Linked DNA regions of Homo sapiens: region 1 is linked to region 2. A link is an interaction called in ENCODE POLR2A ChIA-PET data of the cell type or tissue named here. Cell type or tissue: MCF 10A. All regions are shown on one strand. Links, peaks and the distances in the headings refer to the core of each region. The heading gives the core; the rest is flanking DNA.

What was found. Peaks named below come from ENCODE experiments on the same cell type or tissue, not always from the same donor. Only the 100,000 strongest peaks of a DNase experiment are listed, where the experiment ranks them.
Region 1: POLR2A ChIA-PET joins it to region 2 with 7 read pairs; 20 of 35 experiments call an interaction of 5 or more read pairs at or near these places.

What each region holds. Positions count from the first base shown.
Region 1 is chr20:4,023,627-4,029,006 of GRCh38, forward strand. It overlaps the pseudogene FTLP3. Among named protein-coding and RNA genes, the nearest start is that of RNF24, 11 kb to the left of the region's middle. In MCF 10A, for the core only: a CTCF peak has its summit at 2,539; a DNase peak (open chromatin) is centred at 2,835.
Region 2 is chr20:4,074,051-4,079,430 of GRCh38, forward strand. No RefSeq gene overlaps it. Among named protein-coding and RNA genes, the nearest start is that of RNF24, 61 kb to the left of the region's middle. RefSeq lists enhancers at 399-1,598, 1,012-1,306. In MCF 10A, for the core only: no CTCF peak of the experiment used is centred there; a DNase peak (open chromatin) is centred at 2,791.

The DNA of each region.
Region 1 (5,380 bases), core at 176-5,175, 51 kb before region 2:
CAAAACAAGCAAGCAAACTAATAATTAAAATAAACAGAAAAAGGCAAGTTGGAGGAAACCAAGATTTATTTTTAAGAATAAGAGGTGATAGGCAGTTCGGCGGTCCAGTGGGTCTGTCTCTTGCTTCAACAGTGTTTGGACGGAACAGATCCGGGGACGGTCTTCCAGCCTCCGACCGCCCTCCAATTTCCTCTCCACTTGCAACCTCCGGGACCATCTTCTCGGCTATCTCCTGCTTCTGGGACCTGCCAGCACCGTTTTTGTCGTTAGCTCCTTCTTGGCGACCAACCATGAGCTCCCAGATTCGTCAAAATTATTCCACCGACGTGGAGGCAGCCGTCAACAGCCTGGTCAATTTGTACCTGCAGGCCTCCTACACCTACCTCTCTCTGGGCTTCTATTTCGACCGCGATGATGCGGCTCTGGAAGGCGTGAGCCACTTCTTCCGCGAATTGACCGAGGAGAAGCGCGAGGGCTACGAGCGTCTCCTGAAGATGCAAAACCAGCGTGGCGGCCGCGCTCTCTTCCAGGACATCAAGAAGCCAGCTGAAGATGAGTGGGGTAAAACCCCAGATGCCATGAAAGCTGCCATGGCCCTGGAGAAAAAGCTGAACCAGGCCCTTTTGGATCTTCATGCCCTGGATTCTGCCCACATGGACCCCCATCTCTGTGACTTCCTGGAGACTCACTTCCTAGATGAGGAAGTGAAGCTCATCAAGAAGATGGGTGACCACCTGACGAACCTCCACAGGCTGGGAGGCCCAGAGGCTGGGCTGGGCGAGTATCTCTTCGAAAGGCTCACTCTCAAGCACGTCTAAGAGCCTTATGAGCCCAGCGACTTCTGAAGGGCCCCTTGCAAAGTAATAGGGCTTCTGCCTAAGCCTCTCCCTCCAGCCAATAGGCAGCTTTCTTAACTACCCTAACAAGCCTTGGACCAAATGGAAATAAGGCTTTCTGATGCAAAAAAAAAAAAAAAAAAAAAAAAAAAAAGAATAAGAGGTGATATTACACCCATGAAACAAGAATAAGATGCTATTTTGAGACAAGAAACAAAAAATAAGCTTTAAAATAAACACACACACATACACACACATACACACAACAGCAGAAATGAAAAATTCAATGGATGGCTTGAGAAAAATGTCTAGAATATCTCACAGAAAATAGATCTGAAAGACAAAACAATGAAAAACAGGAAAGAAAAGATGAGGAATGTAGGGGGAATAGTCCAAAAGGTTTAACATCTGAATAACAAGCATTTCAGAAAAGGAGGGAAGGAAATCATCAATGTGATAATTCAAGAAAAATTTCCCAAATTGAAAAACATAAATTGCCAGGTCAAAAGGGCTCACCGTTTGCCTAGTTTAACCAAGGCACATAATTGTGAAATTTCACAGCCCTAAGGATAAAGAGATGATTCCACAAGCTTGAACAAATAAAAGAATAAGTCATATACTAAGTCTTAAGAATCAGCATGGCTCCAGACTTCTCTTCACTGGAATTGTTCCAGCAACACTGGAAGGTAGAATACTAGAGTAATATCTTCAAAATTCTGAAGAAAAATTGTTTCCAATCTAGAATTCTATATACAGTGAAACAATCAAGAAATGAGTGGAATGAAGACAATTTCAGATATGCACATCCCATGTTTCCTTTTCTGGGAAGTAATTTAAGGATGTGCTCCACCAAACCAAGGGAGTAACCCAAAGAAAAAGACACAACATGTGGGAAATGGGAGATCCAACACAGGGGAGAGGGATGAGGAATCCCTATGAGGCTGAGATGATGAAACTTGGAGGATTGGAGCAGAGAGACTCAAGAGATAGATATGTTAAAGACTGTCATCACCAAAGTGACTACTGTCATATTGCCATCTTTATAGCCACTTTTTGTTAGAAGCACAGACTTTTGAGGTAAATTAGATAAAGGACAGAGATCCCACATACTGTTGGAAAGAGGACTGGCCTAATACTGTTGAGGCTTGGGTTCTAGTCCTGACTTACTCTTGAAGTAGGTATAAGATCTGGGTATGTCATTTTTCCTCCCTGGATCTCAGGATTATCCTCTCTACATGTCAAGGATAGGCTAAGTGAATTACATGTATTTTTAAGGCTATTGTGCCTTAGTGACATGTATTCTTCATGGCACTGTATACGGTTATATGGCTTTTGAAAATGCAGAGTCATGTAACTACCTCCACAGTCATGCTACAGAACAGTTGCATCACCCCCCAAAAATCTCTCATAGCTCCCCTTTGCAGTCAGCCTCTTGCCTCCCCCTTAACCCTGTCAACCACTGACCTTTTCTCCCTCCCTATAGTCTTACCTTTTCTAGAACGTTAGATAAATGCAGTCATACAGTATGAAGCCTTTCAGATCTGGTTTCTTTCATTTAACACAGTGCATTTAGTTTTATGCACTAACCAGCAATTACCACTGATCTTGTTTTCAGTTCTCTCCCAAAGCAGATGCTAAGACAAGAATTCAAGTGCAAGTAGTTTATGTGGGAGGTGATCTCAGGAAGCACCAGTTAGCGGAGTGAGACAGGGAAGGGAAAGAAGCCAATACAGGATATGTCAGCAAGCAAGCTACCACTGTGGGAAACAAGCTCACCCTGCTGGAGACTCTGGGATCCAGTGCAGAGCACACATCTCAGCTCTATCCAGCCCAAGGAGCGAAAAAGCTGGGATTTTTATCTACCAACTCCCTGTCCATCAGTGGTTGAGTGCTACTTCTTAGGGCCTTCACTCTCCAGCACTTCTGGCTTGCCCTGTGCACAGACCAAGCATGTTCCTGTGACTAGAAATAAAAGCCCCCAGGCAGAAAGCAACAGATGTTCACATTAAGCAGCTTTCCATGTGCAGGGGCGAATGCCAAGGGTGATGTGTAAGACACTGGCAGCGTCAGCTGCTTCCAACCCAACCCAAATATTTTTATTGTTGTATGTGAAGGGAAGCAAATATATACTATAAATTCTTAAATTCATTCTGCTGGATAAAGAGAGAAAAGTCCTGGATTTCTTCTCAATAGGCCAATTTTAAAGGCTACTTTTCATATATAGGATGGGCAAAGCACTTTTAAAAACATTTATCTTAGATTTTCACTGTATTTATGGTTTACAAGGGTGCTTTGCATGTAAAACTTAATGTTTAAATAGCACAAGCTCATACAGTCCATATTCAATCCCTCGATTATTAATACAAAACTCAATTCAAGCAAAGACAAAGGATATAACAGAAGCTAAATCCAACTTGTGAATAATGAGAATAATTGATTTGTTTAGGTTCTATTATTCAGAAAGTTATGTCTTTGTTTTTTTTTTTTTTTTTTTTTTTCCAGGCAGGGTCTTGCCCTGTAGCCCAAGTTGGAGAGCAGTGGCACAATTATGGCTCACTGCAGCCTTGACCTCCAGGGCTCAAGGATCCCCATGTAGCTGGGACCAGAGGCACACGCCACCATGCCTGGCTAATTTTGGTATTATTTTTTGTAGAGATGGGGTTTTGCCATGTTGCCCAGGCTGGTCTCAAACTCCTGGGCTCATGCAATCCACCTGCCTTGGCCTCCCAAAGTGCTGGGATTACATGCGTGAGCCACTGCGCCCAGCCAGAATGTTATGTTTTAAATTTATCTGTGTTATCAGTTGGGTCTCTTTGCTTCTTTAAAGAAAATTTAATATTTAAATTAACTTTTTTTTTTTGAGATGGAGTCTTGCTCTGTTGCCCAGGCTGGAGCGCAGTGGCGCGATCTTGGCTCACAGCAACCTTTGCCTCCTGGGTTCAAGCAATTCTCCTGCCTCAGCCTCCCGAGTAGCTGGGATTACAGGCATATGCCACCATGCCTGGCTAATTTTTGTATTTTCAGTAGAGACGGGGTTTCGCCATGTTGGCCAGGCTGGTCTCGAACTCCTGATCTCAGGTGACCCACCCACCTCGGCTTCCCAAAGTGTTGGGATTACAGGCATGAGCCACTGCGCCCTGCGATTAACTTATTTTTTATACATCTAAAATGTACAAGTGCAGTTTTGTTACATGGATATATTGCATGGTGGTAAAGCTTTTAGTTTACCACTGAGATGTATTCTTTGTATCCTGTCTCTGGCAGTCAGCTCACAGTGTATTCTTTGTATCCTGTCTCTGGCAGTCAGCTCACAGAAATCCTCGCTGGCTCCAGCCACACCCAGGATTGTGTGATTCCTTGGGGGCTGGCTGCCGCTCCTGTGTGCCTCTTGACGCCCAGTGTATTCCAAGGTCCTGTGCTGGGCCAGGGGAACTTAGTAGATTATCTAAGGCACTTCTTTATTTTTGGGTTATTCTCAGGTGTGCACAACTCATTCTTTTACTTCCACACTTTGCTGGCTCTTGGCAGCCCTGGCAAGGCTGTCTCAACCTGCCTCATGTGCACACAGCTATCTCTATTTGGGAGTCTAACTGCCACCCTAAGCTCTATCCAGGGTTCTCACTGTACTTACATCCCCCAAACCTGAATGGGTTTCTTCCTTCTTTCCTTCCTTCCTTCCTTCCTTCCTTCCTTCCTTCCTTCCTCTCTTTCTCTCTCTCCTTCCTTCCTTCTCCCTCTCTCTTTCTCTCATCTCTCTCCTTCTCTCTTTCCCCCTCCCTCCCTCCCTCCCTCCCTTCCTTCCTTCTCCCTCTCTCATCTCTCTGTCTTTCTCTCTTCTTCTGTCTTTCCCTTCCTCCCCTCCCCTCCCTCTCTCCCTCCCTCCCTCCTTCCTCCTCCCTTCCTTCCTCCTCCCTTCCTCCCTCCCTCCCTCCCTTCCTTCTTTTCAAGACAGAGTTGCCCAGGCTGGAGCGCAGTAGCACAATCTTGACTCACTGCAACCTCTGCCTCCCAGGTTCAAGCAATTCTCCTGCTTCAGCCTCCTGAGTAGCTGGGATTACAGGTGTCCACTACCATGCCTGGCTACTTTTTGTATTTTTTTGTAGAGATGGGGATTTCACCATGTTAGTCAGGCTGGTCTCAAACTCCTGACCTCAAGTTATCTGCCCACCTCAGCCTCCCAAAGTGCTGCTGGGATTACAGGCATGAGCCACCACACCCGGCCCAAGCTCTTTTCCTTAGACATCCACCATCATGTGACTCTCCTTACTACTGAGTTTGGGGATTTATTCTGTATATGTGGGTGAATGCTTGCTCTCAAATGCATTCTTTCAAATCCGTTATATTGTCTACACCTATATTCCTCTAGGTTTCTTTCTAATGAACTTTCTTTAAAATTTACTTTTAATTTTGAGACAATGGTAGATTCACATGAAGTTATAAGAAATAATACAGAACAATTCTGTATAGCCTTCACCCAGTTTCCCCCAATGGTAACATCTTGCATAACTATACCATAGTATCATAGCCAGGAGATTGACACTGAT
Region 2 (5,380 bases), core at 288-5,287:
TCAAGCAATCCTCCTATCTTGGCCTCCCAGAGTACTGGTGTGAGCACGGTATCTGGCCAACAAATGAATTTTGAGTAGGGACCCCCCTGCTTCTTTTTCATCATCAGAGCCCACTTTTCTTGGTGACTGGTTAAGAGATGAGGATGAGATGGGAAAGAGAGGCACTGGCCCTTTAAAGGGGAAGCCAAGGTTTGTAGCAAAGTGCAAATTGCATGCAAATGGATCCGCAAAAGAGACTTGGGACCCAGGGACAGCTGGCTTGGATGAACCAAAGGGTTTTTGTGCCAGTTTGCCCAGCCCTGAGTCATGGTTCCCTGCTGGATGTGAGAAGAGGCACTACAGCTCCAGAATTTCTATAAAGGAGGCTCTGGGATTGGGGGTGAGGCACAATCTGGCTGGGAAGGTGAGAAGCTGTGGAAAGTCACCCAACTGCCTGGGAGCCACGCACTTTTTACTAACTGTATGTTTTCAGCGGATGGCTTTGACTCTCAACTTCCTCTCTAATCTGTCAATGTGACAGCAAGAACCAATGTCACTTTAACAACCCCCATGCTCAATTATTTGACTACCTCTCTCTGACTTGATCATCTGTTTTGGAATTTTGTAAACCACTCCTCCCTTCTTGCCCCTTTACCACCTGAGTTCAACTGTTCTTTTTATGCCTGATGGAATTTGACATTCTTTCCATGTACTTGCCTGGTCCTATTGTCCCAACGACCAATGCAGACCTCCTCCTGGAGCTCCAGGCTGAAGTAGCCCGGTGTCTCCTAAACAACTCCTGTGGTTGTCTCCCAGGGACAGCAAGCTGAGCAGATCTGAAATGGAACTCATTCATGGTCCTCCAACACTCAGTTCTCTGCAACCAGTATCCGCCATTACAATAAAATGGTGACCCCATCCAACCAGTGGACAAGCCAGAAGGCTGAGGTCAGCTTGGACACCTCCCTTACCCTCATGGCCCTCATGCAATCTATCTCTAAGACGAGTCCTCTTGTCTCAAAGCTCTTGTCTGACACCTTGACTACTTCAGTGGCCCGTAACTGGTCTCCCTGCTCCCTCTCTTACTATCCTCCCAGCCCTCCATCCTCATCTCCTCCAGTCCGCATTCAGAAGTCACGTGTCTCTATTCTGATGCAATTGTCTATCTGTATGACACTGGAAAACTTGCTGCCTTAGTTCTCTATTGGTCAAAGTTGGTCTGCAGACTTGCCAAAGACCAGAACAGATGAGTTTCTGGGGTGTCATGACCCCAGGGCACCAGCTGTGTTCTGGATAGAGAGAATCCCACAGTGGGGTAGGGAGGCCCCTAGGGTCCAGGAACTGCAGTGTAAGCGGTCGCAGCAGTTCTGCTCCCCCTTGGAGTCTTCAGCTTCCAGGTCTTTGCAGCCTGCCTGAGACTTCCTGCCATCAAGAAGGAAGAAGTGTTTGCAACCCACAGCCAAAACTTATGTCTGTTCTGATTCCTTTCCCCTTCTCCCCACATACCAAAATAGGCTTACTCCTTTCTCAATCCAGAACTTCAAACCCAACCCAGTCTTCAAACCCAACCGAGGCTGTCACCACTGTGAATGTTCATGTATTGATTTAAAAAAAAACTTTAAATTTTGAAATTGTTAGAAATTCACAGAATTGCAAAGATAGTACAGAGAGGACCCATGAACCCCTCACCCTGTTTCCTTCAAAGATTACATCTTAATTAACTATAATATAACACCCAAACTGGGAAGTGACATTGATACAATGTGTGTATAGTTCTATGTTATTTTATCACTTGTGCAGGTTTGTGTAACCACCACCCTGCCAAGATCCAGAACTGTTCCATCACCATCAAGATCTCTCTCTTGCAACTCCTTCAGTCTCACCCTCCTCTCTCCCCACCATCCCTAAGCACTGGTAACCACTAATGCGTTCTCCATAGTTTTGTCATTTTGAGAATGTTATATAAATCGAAGCATACAGTATGTGACCTTTCGTGATTTTCTTTTCCCCACTCAGATTCGTGCCCTTGAGATCCATCCAGGTTGATGCATGTGTCAATAGTTTAATTTTGGGTGGTAATCTCTGGTGTAAATATACCACAGTTTGTTCAATCATTCACTTATTGTAAAACATTTTGGTTGTTTCCATTCTGGTACTTGTGTGGCCATAGCCCTATTTCTCTGGGATAAATGCCCACAAGTGCATTGCTGGGCTGTATGGTCACTTTATGTTTAGTTTTTAAAGAAACTGCTCAACCATTATCCGGAGTGGCTCTATCATTTTATATTTTCACTAGTAATGGGTGAGAGATTCAGTTCCTTCACATCCTCTCAAGTATTCGATATGTTCACTATTTTTAATTTTTAGCTCTTCTAATAGGTGTGTAGGGATATATCATCATGGTCTTAATTTGCATTTTCCTAAAGACTAATGATGTCGAGGATCTTTTCATGTGCTTATTTGCCATTGTATAGCCTCTTCGATAAAATATCTCCTCATATCTCTTGCCTATTTTCTAATTAGATTATTTGGTTTTTTTTTAACTGTTGAGTTTCGAGAGTCTTTCTATATTCTGATACACATCCTTTGTCAGATACGTGGTCTGCAAATATTTTTTCCTAGGTGTAGCTTGTGTTTTTATCTTCTTAAGAGGGCCTTTTGTAGAGAAAAGTTTATTCATTTTGATGAATTCCAATTTATTGATTTCGATGTTGTGGGGACAAGAGAGGCTTTATTTTAAATGCTAATCCAGTGACTAACCACAAGTCCGGGAATGCCTCCAACATGTCTAGCTGATGTATTACTCTTTATGTGGAAACACCTAATGATTGTAAGTTTCCTCCAAAACAGCTCTTGATGCTGTTGCAGAAGTCATAGGCTGTGACACTCATAGCCAACTACACATTCCTTTCAGAGCACGTATACTTTTCCCCCAAGATGTAAGCCCCCTGCCTGGGGAGGTGTGGTGTAGAGATCTACCTGTCTTGTGGTGGCCCAAGACCAGACTTCTGTCTATAAGTTGCCCCTAATAAGCCACCTTATACTGACAAATGGGATTTGCCTGCCTCCTTCTTTGGTTTCTTGGCTTCTTTGGCATTTGAGGACTGCTTTGCATGTGCGGCCCTTTCATGGAACAGGTGTCATGTATAAGAACTCTTCACTAAGCCCTAGGTCCTGATGATTTTTATGTTTTCTTCTAAAAGTTTTATAGTTTTATGCTTTTTTTTTTTTTTTTTTTTTTTTTTTTGGTGAGACGGAGTCTCGCTCTGTCACCCAGGCTGGAGTGCAGTGGTGCGATCTTGGCTCACTGCAAGCTCCACCTCCCGGGTTCATGCCATTCTCCTGCCTCAGCCTCCCGAGTAGCTGGGACTACAGGTGCCCACCACCACGCCTGGCTAATGTTTTGTATTTTTTTTTTTAGTAGAGACCGGGTTTCACAGTGTTAGCCAGGATGGTTTCGATCTCCTGACCTCATGATCTGCCTGCCTCGGCCTCCTAAAGTGCTGGGATTACAGGCGTGAGCCACCGCGCCCAGCAGATATAATTCTTCTTTAGCCTATTGATATGATGAGTTACAGTGATTTATTTTTAATACTGAACAAGCCATTAATACCTGGAATAAGCCTCATCTGGTTATAATCTCTCTCTTTAATATGTTTATTATACATAATGTGTATATGTGTGTATTTTAGTATATTGCTGAATTCTATTAGTTAATATTTTGTTAAGGACATTTTCATCTGTATTCATTGGGGATATTGGACTATGGTTTTCTTTTTTGTACTTTGCCTTGTTTTGGTATTAGAGTAATATTGGCTACATAAAATGAATTAGGAAACATGCTTTCTTCTTCTATTTTCTGGAAGAGATTGTGTAGAACTGGTGTTAATTTTTCTTTAAACATTTGGTATAATTCGCCAGTGAAATCATCAGGGTTGAAGATTTCTTCTTTCATTTTAATAGTCTTAAAAATTTGAATTCAATTTTCCTTAGAGTGAAAGGGCTACTCAAATTATTCACTTCATATTGGGCAAATTGTGCTTGTTTGCGGTTGTTGAGGAATTTGTCAATTTCATTGAAGTTGTTAAATGTATGTGTGTAGCGTTGGTAGTATTATCTTATTCTTTTTTTAATGTCTTTGGGGTGTTCAGTGATAACAACAGATACCTGTTTCTTTCCTGAAATTCGTAACTTGTGTTTTCTTTCTTTTTTCTTTTGTCAGTCTTGCTAGAGGTTTGTCCATCTTATTGATCTTGTCAAGGAATCAACTTTTTGTTTTATTGCTTTTCTATATTGTTTTCTGTTTTTACTTTCATTGATTTCTGCTCTTATTATTTCCTGATTTCTGCTGAATTTGGGTTTATTTTGCTCTTCTTTTTCTAGTTTCTTGAGATGGGAGATTAGATTATTGATTTGAGTTTTTTCCTCATTTCTAATGTAAACATTTAGTTTCACAAATTCCCCCTTAACACTGTTTTAAGTGTGTCCCACACATTTTGGTACGTCGTATTTTCATTTTCATTTAGTTCACTGTATTTTTTTTAATTTCCCATGAGCCTCCTCTTTAACCCAAGGATTAAAGTGTATTGTTTTATTTCCAAGTGTTTGGAGATTTTCCTGTTACCTTTCTGTTATTTGTTCCATGTGGTCAGAAAACACAGTATGATTCAATTCTTCTACATTTGTTGAGGTGTATTTTATGGTCCAGGATATGGCCTATCTTGATATATGTTCCCTGGGTGCTTGAAAAGAATGTGGTTTCTGCTATTTTTGGGTGGAGTGTTCTATAAATGTCAGCTGGATTCTGTTGTTTGATGGTATTGTTGGTGTCTTCTATATCTTTGCTGATTTTCTGTCTGGTTGCTCTATCAATTGCTGAGAGAAAAATGAATTCTCCAACTACAATAATGCATTTGTCTATTTCTCTTTTCAATTTGATCAAGTTTGGCTTCACATATGTTGCAGCTCTGTTGTTTTGTGCATACACATTTAGGATTGCTATGCCTTCTTGGTGGATTGACCATTTTATCATTGTAGAATGGCCTTGGTAATTTTCTTTGCTCTGAAGTCGCGTTGTCTGACATCAATATAGCCACTCTCGCTTTCTTTTGATTTATGTTTGTGGTGTAAAACTGATCTTTTTAATTTTTAAATTTAAATTTAAATTTTTATTTAGAGACAGGGTCTCACTCTGTCACCCAAGCTAGAGTGCAGTGGCACAATCATAGCTCCCTGCAGCATCAAACTCCTGGGCTCAAGTGATCCTCCTGCCTCAGCCTCCCAAATGGCCAGGATTACAGGTGTGAGCCACCACGCCTAGCCATCTTTTAACTTTCAATTTACCTATATTGTTACATTTGAAATGAGTTCTGTGTAGATAGCATATAGTTGGGTCATGTTT